Regions from separate parts of the Homo sapiens genome. Here region 1 is linked to region 2. A link is a contact called in ENCODE Hi-C or POLR2A ChIA-PET data. All regions are on one chromosome and are shown on one strand. Each heading gives the region's core, a stretch centred on a gene start or an enhancer-like site at or near the end of the contact. The rest is flanking DNA. Distances are from core to core; before and after follow the strand shown. Region 1 has its middle 15 kb from the start of ATP2A2. Region 2 has its middle 56 kb from the start of ATP2A2.

Region 1 (4,767 bases), core at 2,257-4,756, 43 kb after region 2:
TGCTTGAACCTGGGAGGCGGAGGTTGCAGTGAGCTGAGATTGCACCACGGCACTCCATCCTGGGCGTCAGAGTGAGACTCGGTCTCAAAAAAAAAAAAAAAGGAAAGGTAGTATGAATGTCTGGGCATTCATACCATTCTATCTTTAAGGTAACAGAAATACTCCAAATGGGGTTTCGGGAAGAGGAGTGGCTGAGTGAAAAATTTCTGCTGACCTGCAGGTTTTACTCAATTCTCTTTTAATATTAAAGCTCTATCAAAAGTCTGACAATTGGCCAGGTGCTGTGGCTCATGCCTGTAATCTCAGTGCTTTGGGAAGGCGAGGCGGGCAGATCACCTGAGGTCAGGAGTTCAAGACCAGCCTGGCCAACATGAAACCTCGTCCCTACTAAAAACACAAAAATTAGCCAGGTGTGGTGTTGCACGCCTGTAATCCCAGCTACTTGGGAGGCTGAGGCAGGAGACTCGCTTGAACGCGGGAGGTGGAGGTTTCAGTGAGCCGAGATCGCGCCACTGCACTCCAGCCTGGGTGACACAGTGAGACTCCATCTCAAAAAAAAAAAAAAAGTCTGGCAGTTGAGGCCAGGCATGATGACTCAAATCTGTAATTCCAGCACCTTGAGAGGCCAAGATGGGAGGATCACTTGAGCGCAAGAGTTCAAGACCAGCCTGGGCAATATAGAGAGACCCCCTCCCCACAACGCTGCCATTCTACAAAATATTTTAAAAATTTAGCTGGGCATGGTGCTGTGCATCTGTGGTCCCAGCTACTCAGGAGGCTGAGGTGAAACAATTGCTTGAGCCCCGGAGTTCGAGGCTGCAGTGAGCCATGATCACGCCACTGCACTCCAGACTGGGTGACAGAGCAAGACCCTGTTTCAAAACAAAACCAAAAAAACTGACAATTGAGAAATGGTCATCAGCCAGTATCCCTGCAGTGCCAGACCCCATGGCAATGCCAGCCTTCACTGTCTTCAACATGGGAACAGCCTTCATGGTAGGAAAGAGAGCCTGGGACCTGATTATCATGTAAAGATAAATTCTCCACAGTGCAGAGCAGACAGGCAATTTACAGGTACCTGTAGCATAAAATTTAACAGCCATAAAAGAAGCTTTATCCATTTTGGAAACGGGGAAAAAAAACAAAGCTGAGTCTTTTGGAGAAGAAAGATAAAGTGAAATTTCATCTTTGATTTTCTCTGGGAAACATTGTAAACTAGTTAAAAGACAGACTGCAGAGGGAAGGAAACAATGAGAATTTCAGCTTTTTCTCTGTCCTTTTACTTGTTTATTTTAAATATATATGTAACTATAAAGCAAGAAAATGGAAGTCACTAGAGTTACATGTATCTACACTTGTATTTTTAGCTTTATATGAATAAACCTACAAAAAAAAAAAAAACCCCAGGCCAGGCGCAGTGGCTCACGCCTGTAATCCCAGTAATCTGGGAGGTCGAAGAAGGCAGATCACTTGAGCTCAGGAGTTCGAGACCAGCCTGAGCAACATGGAGAAGCCCCATCTCTACAAAAAAATGCAAAAATTAGCCGGATGTGGTGGGGCATGCCTGTAATCCCAGCTACTCGGGAGGCTGAGGCGATTGCTTGAGCCTGAGGGGCAGAGGTTGCAGTGAACAGAGATTGCTCATGGGTGATAGAGAAGACTCTGTCTCAAAAAGATAAATAAATAAATAAATAAATAAATAAATAAATAAATAAAAATTTTAAAAAACATAATAGTGAGTAAAACAAAACAAAATGCCGGATATGTACAAAATTTGTAAGTTTTGTGTAAACTATGAAAAATACCAGATAATACAGTTTGCATTGTTTTGTTTTGTTTTTGTTTGTTTTGAGACAGACTCTCGCTCTGTCGCCCAGGCTGGAGTGCAGTGGCACTATCTCGGCTCACTGCAACCTCCACCTCCCAGATTCAAGCAATTCTGCCTCAGTCTTCCGACTAGCTGAGATTACATGCAAGCGCCACCACACTTAGCTAATTTTTGATTTTTTTTGGTAGAGATGGGGTCTCACCATGTTGGCCAGGCTGGTCTCGAACTGCTGACCTCGTGTGATCCACCCACCTCGGCCTCCCAAAGTGCTGGGATTACAGGTGTGAGTCACCACGCCTAGCCCATTGTTGTTTGTGGATATACTTATCTATAGTAAAAATACAAGAATATGCATGAGAATGATAAACCCCAAGTTCAGGATAGAGGTTACCACTGGGAAAGAAAGGTCGAGAATGAGTTTCAAGGAACATACAAGGAACTTCAGTTCTAACAATAATGTTTTATTTCTAAATGGTGCATAGATGAGTGTTTATTATATTATTATTGTACTTTTTTCTGTGCCTGAAATGTGTCTTAGTTTTAAAAACGGGGGTGGCGGGAATTTGAAGCCTCTATACCTTCAATAATGTCTCTGTATCTTCCATAACGTTAATGGATATGTTTGTTGTTACAAGATTAAATCAAATGGTTTACGTTTTAGGAGGGCTGGGCCTTAAGATCAGCCTAAGATGAAGGTGCCTGCAATGTCTCTCTACTAGTGCTGCCAGCCACGTGCAAGGCACATCACATGCACAGTCTCTCATGTAACTCACACGAAAACTACATGAGGTAGATTCAATTATCCACTCTTTATAATTGAGGAAATAGGGACACAGATTAAGTAGCTTGCCTAAGAGCATACAGTATTACCTGGTGCCTGCAATTCTCTGAATTTGTCTCTCCACGTTTTCCAAAAGGTGATGTTTTGAAGACTGTGATAATATTGAATCATGTGACTGGAAAAACAGGGCAAATCACAAGTTAAAACACACCCCCTGTCTAACATGTGCAAAGCCCTCTCTGAGGAGTCTCATTAGCCTGGAGCCTGGTTCTAATGCACTAAGCCCTTTACCTTCCCTCCCCACTGGACCCCCTTTTTAATTGACATTTAATTGCCTGTGGTCAGATCTCCTCCAATCCCTGTGCCTCTGGGCCCCTGATCTTAGGGGACTTGGGGAGCTAGACCTATATTTTCTTGGATTTCCACTGACTTCCCATTAAATTATTATCCCTGGGTACAGTGGACTCCGTGTGCATGTGTTGCTTTATTTCGCCTTTAAAGCATACAGCTTTAATTGGGCAATCACAATGCCTTTCTCCCATTATCGTCAGCAGGGAAGTAAGTAATCAAGCTCCCCATCTTAAAACTTCGGTAAAATGAGGTCAGCAAGATGTGTGGTATTGACATGGCACCCAGCAAAGGAAAATGACTCTTGGTGGCTCACATTGTTGTGGGGCTTGTTTGCGTTGCTGTGCAGTTGTAATGGAAAATGAATAAAAATAAAAATCCCGGGGCCCTTTTTGGCCAGCACTTGGGAAGTTAATCCCACTGTCCTGGCAGAATTCCAGCTCAGGTCACTGCATTCAGCTGGCGGAAGCCTCCTTGTGCAGCTTTCAGTGGAAGGGGAACTCTGCTTTACCACTTTTCTCAGCAACATGTGCTGCAAATTAAGCAGCTGTCCCTTCCCCACCCTGGACAGGGCTGCATTTCGTGACTCAGAATGATCCTCTCTCCCCTTGCCACAGCGGGGAGTAGGGACAGATCTGGGATCAGGAAATTAAACTGGTCCAAGAACCAGTTGAGGAGATATTTGCTATAATAAAAATCTTTGTGGGTCTCTGAGTGCTTCTGCGCAGTCAGAGAATCACAGATTCCTAGCATTAAAAGGTTTTCCAGGAGTCGTCTAGTTTCTTTCTAAAACCCCATGCATACATTCCCTCCATTTGTTTTATAACATTTTATTATGCAAATTTAAAGTGTTTCTATACCTGAAGTACTTAGAAGTTTTCTCTCCCCTCCTCACCTATCTACTTTTTTTTTTTTTTGAAATGGAGTCTTGCTCTGTCACCCAGGCTGGAGTGTAGTGCCGTGATCTCGGCTCACTGCAACCTCCACCTCCCGGGTTCAAATGATTCTCCTGCCTCAGCCTCCCAAGTAGCTGGGATTATGGGCATGTGCCACCAAGCCCCGCTAATTTTTGTATTTTTAGTAGAGACAGGGTTTCGCCATGTTGGCCAGGCTGGTCTCAAACTCCTGACCTCAAGTGATCCACCCACTTTGACCTCCACACCTATATAGTTTTGTTGCTTCTTTTCATTGTTTTACAGACTTTTAAAAAAATGTTTAACACTCTTTCCAATATGAAATGTATTGCATTTCTTTTCTTTTCTTTTTTGAGACAGAGTTTCACTCTTGCTGCCCAAGCAGTGGTGCGATCTCAGCTCACTGCAACCTCTGCCTCCCGGGTTCAAGCGATTCTCCTGCCTCTACAGGCACCTGCCACCATGCCTGCCTGGCTAGTTTTTTGTATTTTTAGTAGAGACGGGGCTTCACTATGTTGGCCAGGCTGGTCTCAAATTCCTGACCTCAGGTGATCCACCCACCTCAGCCTCCCAAAGTTCTGGGATTACAGGCATGAGCCACAGCGCCCAGCCGGATTGCATTTCATGGTGTTAGAAATAGATCCAAGCTAATTCTTCTCCCTACAAATAATCTTCTATTCCCAAAGATGTTTATTGAATAGTGATTTCTAATTTGTGTGACTTAACCTCTCTGAGAATCAACTTTCAGTACCTGGAAAAATAGGAATGATAATGATACGTACCAGACAGGCTTGTCCTAAGGATGCACTAAGACAACATGTGAAAAGGTCCCAGCACATTGCATGCATGGCAAATGCATGTCTATTAAATGGTGTCTTCCTTTTTGTCCCTTCCTT
Region 2 (4,604 bases), core at 961-3,460:
TGCCTCTGTGTTCACAGATTTCCTTCTTCTAGTTGCCAACCGTTGCATGGGACTGACTGTATGATTGTAAATTTCAAAAGGCCACTGCTTATCTTGCTTTCTGTATTAATTCAGGAAACAATCCAAATTTAAATGGTGCCCTTTAAGAAGAATCTTATAATAGGATAATGTGCTTTCTGTTATAAATCTGTTAACTGAATTCCAAAGCCATGTATTTTCTAGGTCTGGAGAATGTACCAGAAGGGTCTTAGAATACTGTTCAAATCCCTATGGAAATAAAACCAGAAATTGCAGAACACCTACCTTTTTCTTTAGATTAATACTTGCCCTTATTTTGCTCTAATTCAGGAGACGATAATAAAGGAAGGAATTTCATTTAAACTATCAAATAAACGTAAATGTGTTATTCTGCCTAATTAACATTTATAAATTTGTAAGATCTATGCACTTTCCAAGTCCATTTCTTTTTTTTTTTGAGACAGAGTTTTGCTCTTTTTGCCCAGGCTGGAGTGCAATGGCAGGATCTTGGCTCCCTGCAACCTCCGCCTCCCGCGTTCAAGCAATTCTCCTACCTCAGCCTCCCAAGTAGCTGGGATTACCGGCATGTGCTACCACGGCCAGCTAACTTTTTGTATTTTTAGTAGAGATGGGGTTTCACCATATTGGTCAGCTGGTCTTGAACTCCAGACCTCAGGTGATTCACCCGCCTCGGCCTCCCAAAGTGCTGAGATTACAGGCATAAGCCACCGCGCCCGGCCCCAAGTATGTTTCTTAACTTTTTAAGGTAACACAATACAGAGCACTTTTTATAATTTGAGTAAAATAAAAGACTAAATATATTGCTGAAACTAAAAATATACAAATTTGCAGAATTCTTCTGAGTTGAATATGAAAAATGGCAAACTGATAACTTGTCAAAGCTGTCTCTACAAAGGCAAAGTCAAAGTTTGCATTGAAAAATGACTTTGTAGCTGGGCACAGTGGCTCACGCTTGTAATCTCAGCACTTTGGGAGGCCAAGGCAGGCAGATCGCCTGAGGTCAAGAGTTCGTGACCAGCCTGACCAACAAGGAGAAATCCCATCTCTGCTAAAAATACAAAATTAGCCAGGCGTGGTGGTGTATGCCTGTAATCCCAGCTACTCGGGAGGCTGAGGCAGGAGAATCACTTGAACCTGGGAGGTGGAGGTTGCAGCGAGCCAGATTGCTCCATTGCACTCCAGCCTGGGCAACAAGAGCGAAACTCCATCTCAAAAAAAAAAAAGAAAAAAGAAAAAGAAAAATGACTTTGTATGCAGGTGTGTGTCTTATAGAAGCCTTGTCTTATGCAGGCATTCTACCCTATATTAGTGACTAATGAGTGTGAGTAAATGACTTGTTTCTACAAAGGATTCTAGGTGCTTACATCATTCATCTTGTCTGGCATGAAGGAGTCTTTAGCCCCAGGGAACGGGTAAGATAGCATCCTGATGATTAACTTTCTTTAAACTTGGTTTTATCAGTAACGTCATTGTTACTGATTGTTACTCACCTACAGGTGAGGAGTAGATTACATATGCAACAGATCTTTCTTTTTTAGACAATTCATGGCAGCCAGGAGAGAAATAAAGCTGTATCTTTATTAAATATGTAAATTATTCCTCCACTCATACTGGCTTAGCTCCTCTTCCTCTTCCTTTTAATGAGAGCAGTTTAAATTAGAGCTGCTTGGCGTATGGCAGCCAGGCCTGGGATGAGTGTTTTGTCTCGGGGGATGGAGAGGGATCATTAAAAGTTATCTATGTATTTTTTATCTTTGACCCTACTGTCTTAAGATAATCTTAAAAAGAGAAGTTGACTGTAAATATTGTTTAGCCCCACCCCATCCTTGCAAAAGAAATCAAAAAATAAAACACAGATCCCAAATAAGTATTTTTAAGAGACTTGGACAAACATATGCTTTCTGCTCCTATGCTCCCTCTTTTGGCAAACTGGAAGTACTTTCTTGGCAAACATCGATATTTTCACAATTTCCTTTCCAGAATTGCTGAGAGGCTTGAGTCACCAAACTTGGTTTACTGCTATGGAAATTCACTATTCCGAGCACAGGAAGAAATTAAAGATTTTTGTTTTTCGGTGAAAGTATGTGTTTACACCTCAGTTCAGAGTGTAACAGCAGGTTCCTGGCTTGGCTGCTTAATGCTGCATGCGATATCCTGGTAAACAGTCATAGAATTTTGGAGCTTGAAAGGAACCTCAGAATGATTCATATAATCATTTATTAGATCAGGAGCTTTGAGGGATCTCTTCCAACCTCTCTCCAGTGTGGAAATCAGTTCTGTAGCGCATGTAGCGAATCACTTTCCAGCCATAGTAGTGTACCCGCAATGCGGCTCACTCCTCATGAGGGAGCCTGTTTCATTGTTAGAGCACAACCTAATTAAGTTATTGGTTCTGAAACTGAAGCAGACTTACAAAGGACTTTTTATGAACTTCAGTTATGCAAAGCAAGATTTAACAAATTTTATTCCCTGAAGCTCTAATCACGACCATGATCATGAGTGATTCAAGCAAATAACCTGGTACTGAGCACTCCATTTGTACCAGGCACTGTCCTAAATGCTTTATATGTGTAGAACTAACATAACTCTCACAATAACCTTATGAGGCAGCTGCAATTATCCGCATTTTATAGATAAGGGAACTGAAGCACAGAGAGACTTTCACAATATTATACAACTAATGATTGTGGCAGAGCCAGGATCCAAAACCTGTGCTCTTAAGTACTTATATTGCAGTGTGACCCATGTATATACCTATTGTATATAAGCAAACAGATTGATGTCTGTTTATGAGTTATGGTATGAAATAATTTTTAGTGCTTATTATAAAATTATAGTACCTTTTTTTAAAAAATGTGTTTGCTTACTATACCTAAAGAATAAACTTTACTAAATGGTTAAAAGTAACCTCAACCAACCAGATGAGGGAATTATACTGAAAATAAATGTTCAGTAAATGAATGAAAGAAATGAGTAGTAGTTTTAAATACAGAGCAAACTGAAACTTTATAGGGTTATCATTTAAATCTATCTGTGTGTTAAAATCATGCATGTCTCCAATTGCTGGACATTTAGATCAACTCCAGTTTTTCACTTTATGAACAATGCTGGAATGAAACTTAAAGATTGAAATACAGCTGGGTGGCCAGGCACGGTGGCTCACGCTTGTAATCTCAGCACTTTGGGAGGCTGAGGTGGGCGGATCATGAGGTCAGAAGTTCCAGACCAGCCTGACCAACCCAGTGAAACCCCATCTCTACTAAAAACACAAAAATTAGCTGGGCGTGGTGGCAGGTGCCTATAATCCCAGCTACTTGGGAGGCTAAGGCAGGAGAATCTTGAACCCAGGAGGCCTCCGCCTGGGTTGCAGTGAGTCGAGGTCACACCACTGCACTCCAGCTTGGGCGACAGAGCTAGACTCCGTCTGGAGAAAAAAAAAAAAAGAAAGAAAGAAATACAGCTGGGTGTGGTGCTCATGCCTTATCCTAGCACTTCGGGAGGCTACGGCAAGAGAATCACTTGAGCCCAGGAATTTGAGGCCAGCCTGGCCAACATGGTGAAACCCTGTCTCTACTAAAAATACAAAAAATTAGCCGAGTGTGGTGGTGCACGCCTGTAGTCCCAGCTACTTGGGAGGCTGAGGCAGGAGAACCGCTTGAACCCTGGAGGCAGAGGTTGCAGTGAACCAAGATTGTGCCACTGCACTCCAGTCTGGGTGACAGAGCGAGATTCTGTCTCAAAAAATAAAAATTAAAAAAATTAAAAAAGATTAAAATACAATAAGGTAATTAAGCAAAACCACAAAATTTATCAAATTCGGTTAAATCCAGAATCTGTTGAACAGTTTTATAGATATTTCTTGTCTTTTTCTGTGAAAATACCAACAGGCAATTTCTTTCTTAACCAAAGAAATTAACAAGATAATACTTGATTAATAGGAGAATGAAATTAAAAGTCCACTCATTTATTTTGATGCGAATATTTGTTATCTTGTGTGCCTGACACTGTGCTAAGTGCTAAAATAGAAATTGAACATGACCTAGTTTTTGCTCTCAAAGACCTCACAGTTTAGAAGACTCAAATATTATGCAGCAAAATAAGTGCTGTGTGTACAAAGAACAGGGAGCTCAGAGGAAGCAGCAATTAGTACTGATGGGGGATTGTGGAAAGATTAACAGAGGAGATGGAACTTGAGCTGATTTGTAAGGATGAGTTAAGATGTTGATAGGCATGGGAAAAGTGAAGACATAAAGGCATTTAAGGATACAGCATGTGAAGGAAAGGACAAGAAGTCTAGTAGGGCTCGGTAAGTTACACAGGTGCATGGGAGATGGGGAAAGAATTCATATTATGTATCAAGCTCTTGAGTTCTGTAATGTGCTGGACACTCAGACTGAATGAAAAGGTGCAGTAAAAATATAAGTGTGGCCCCTGTTGTTAACACGACTATATATTAAACAACAGTAAACACATCAAGAAGTAATAACCAAGTACTAAATTTTGTGGAGCAATAGAAATTCAATCAAATTGGAGCTATAGGGAAGAGCAGAAGGTCAAAGAAGAGT

What was found. A loop is a pair of places that touch in the nucleus more often than their neighbours do. ChIA-PET counts read pairs that join two places held with the same protein, here RNA polymerase II (POLR2A). Pooled maps may share reads with other maps.
Region 1: a map of PC-9 shows a loop between it and region 2 (5-fold over the local background). The contact joins two enhancer-like sites. A Hi-C loop is called at or near these places in 10 of 168 maps with a recorded cell type or tissue (MCF 10A, PC-9, adrenal gland and 6 more), 2 of 37 single-sample maps with no recorded cell type and 9 of 50 pooled maps. POLR2A ChIA-PET finds 5 or more read pairs at or near these places in 11 of 52 experiments (A549, AG04449, AG04450 and 8 more).

The regions. Positions count from the first base shown.
Region 1 is chr12:110,263,950-110,268,716 of GRCh38, forward strand. No RefSeq gene overlaps it. Among named protein-coding and RNA genes, the nearest start is that of ATP2A2, 15 kb to the right of the region's middle. Within about 2 kb of position 3,507, at least 13 of the 41 ENCODE cell types and tissues checked have a DNase peak (open chromatin) inside an H3K27ac peak, as active enhancers do; they include adrenal gland, where a contact is called at or near this core.
Region 2 is chr12:110,222,506-110,227,109 of GRCh38, forward strand. No RefSeq gene overlaps it. Among named protein-coding and RNA genes, the nearest start is that of ATP2A2, 56 kb to the right of the region's middle. RefSeq lists an enhancer at 1,241-1,741. Within about 2 kb of position 2,211, at least 14 of the 41 ENCODE cell types and tissues checked have a DNase peak (open chromatin) inside an H3K27ac peak, as active enhancers do; they include adrenal gland, where a contact is called at or near this core.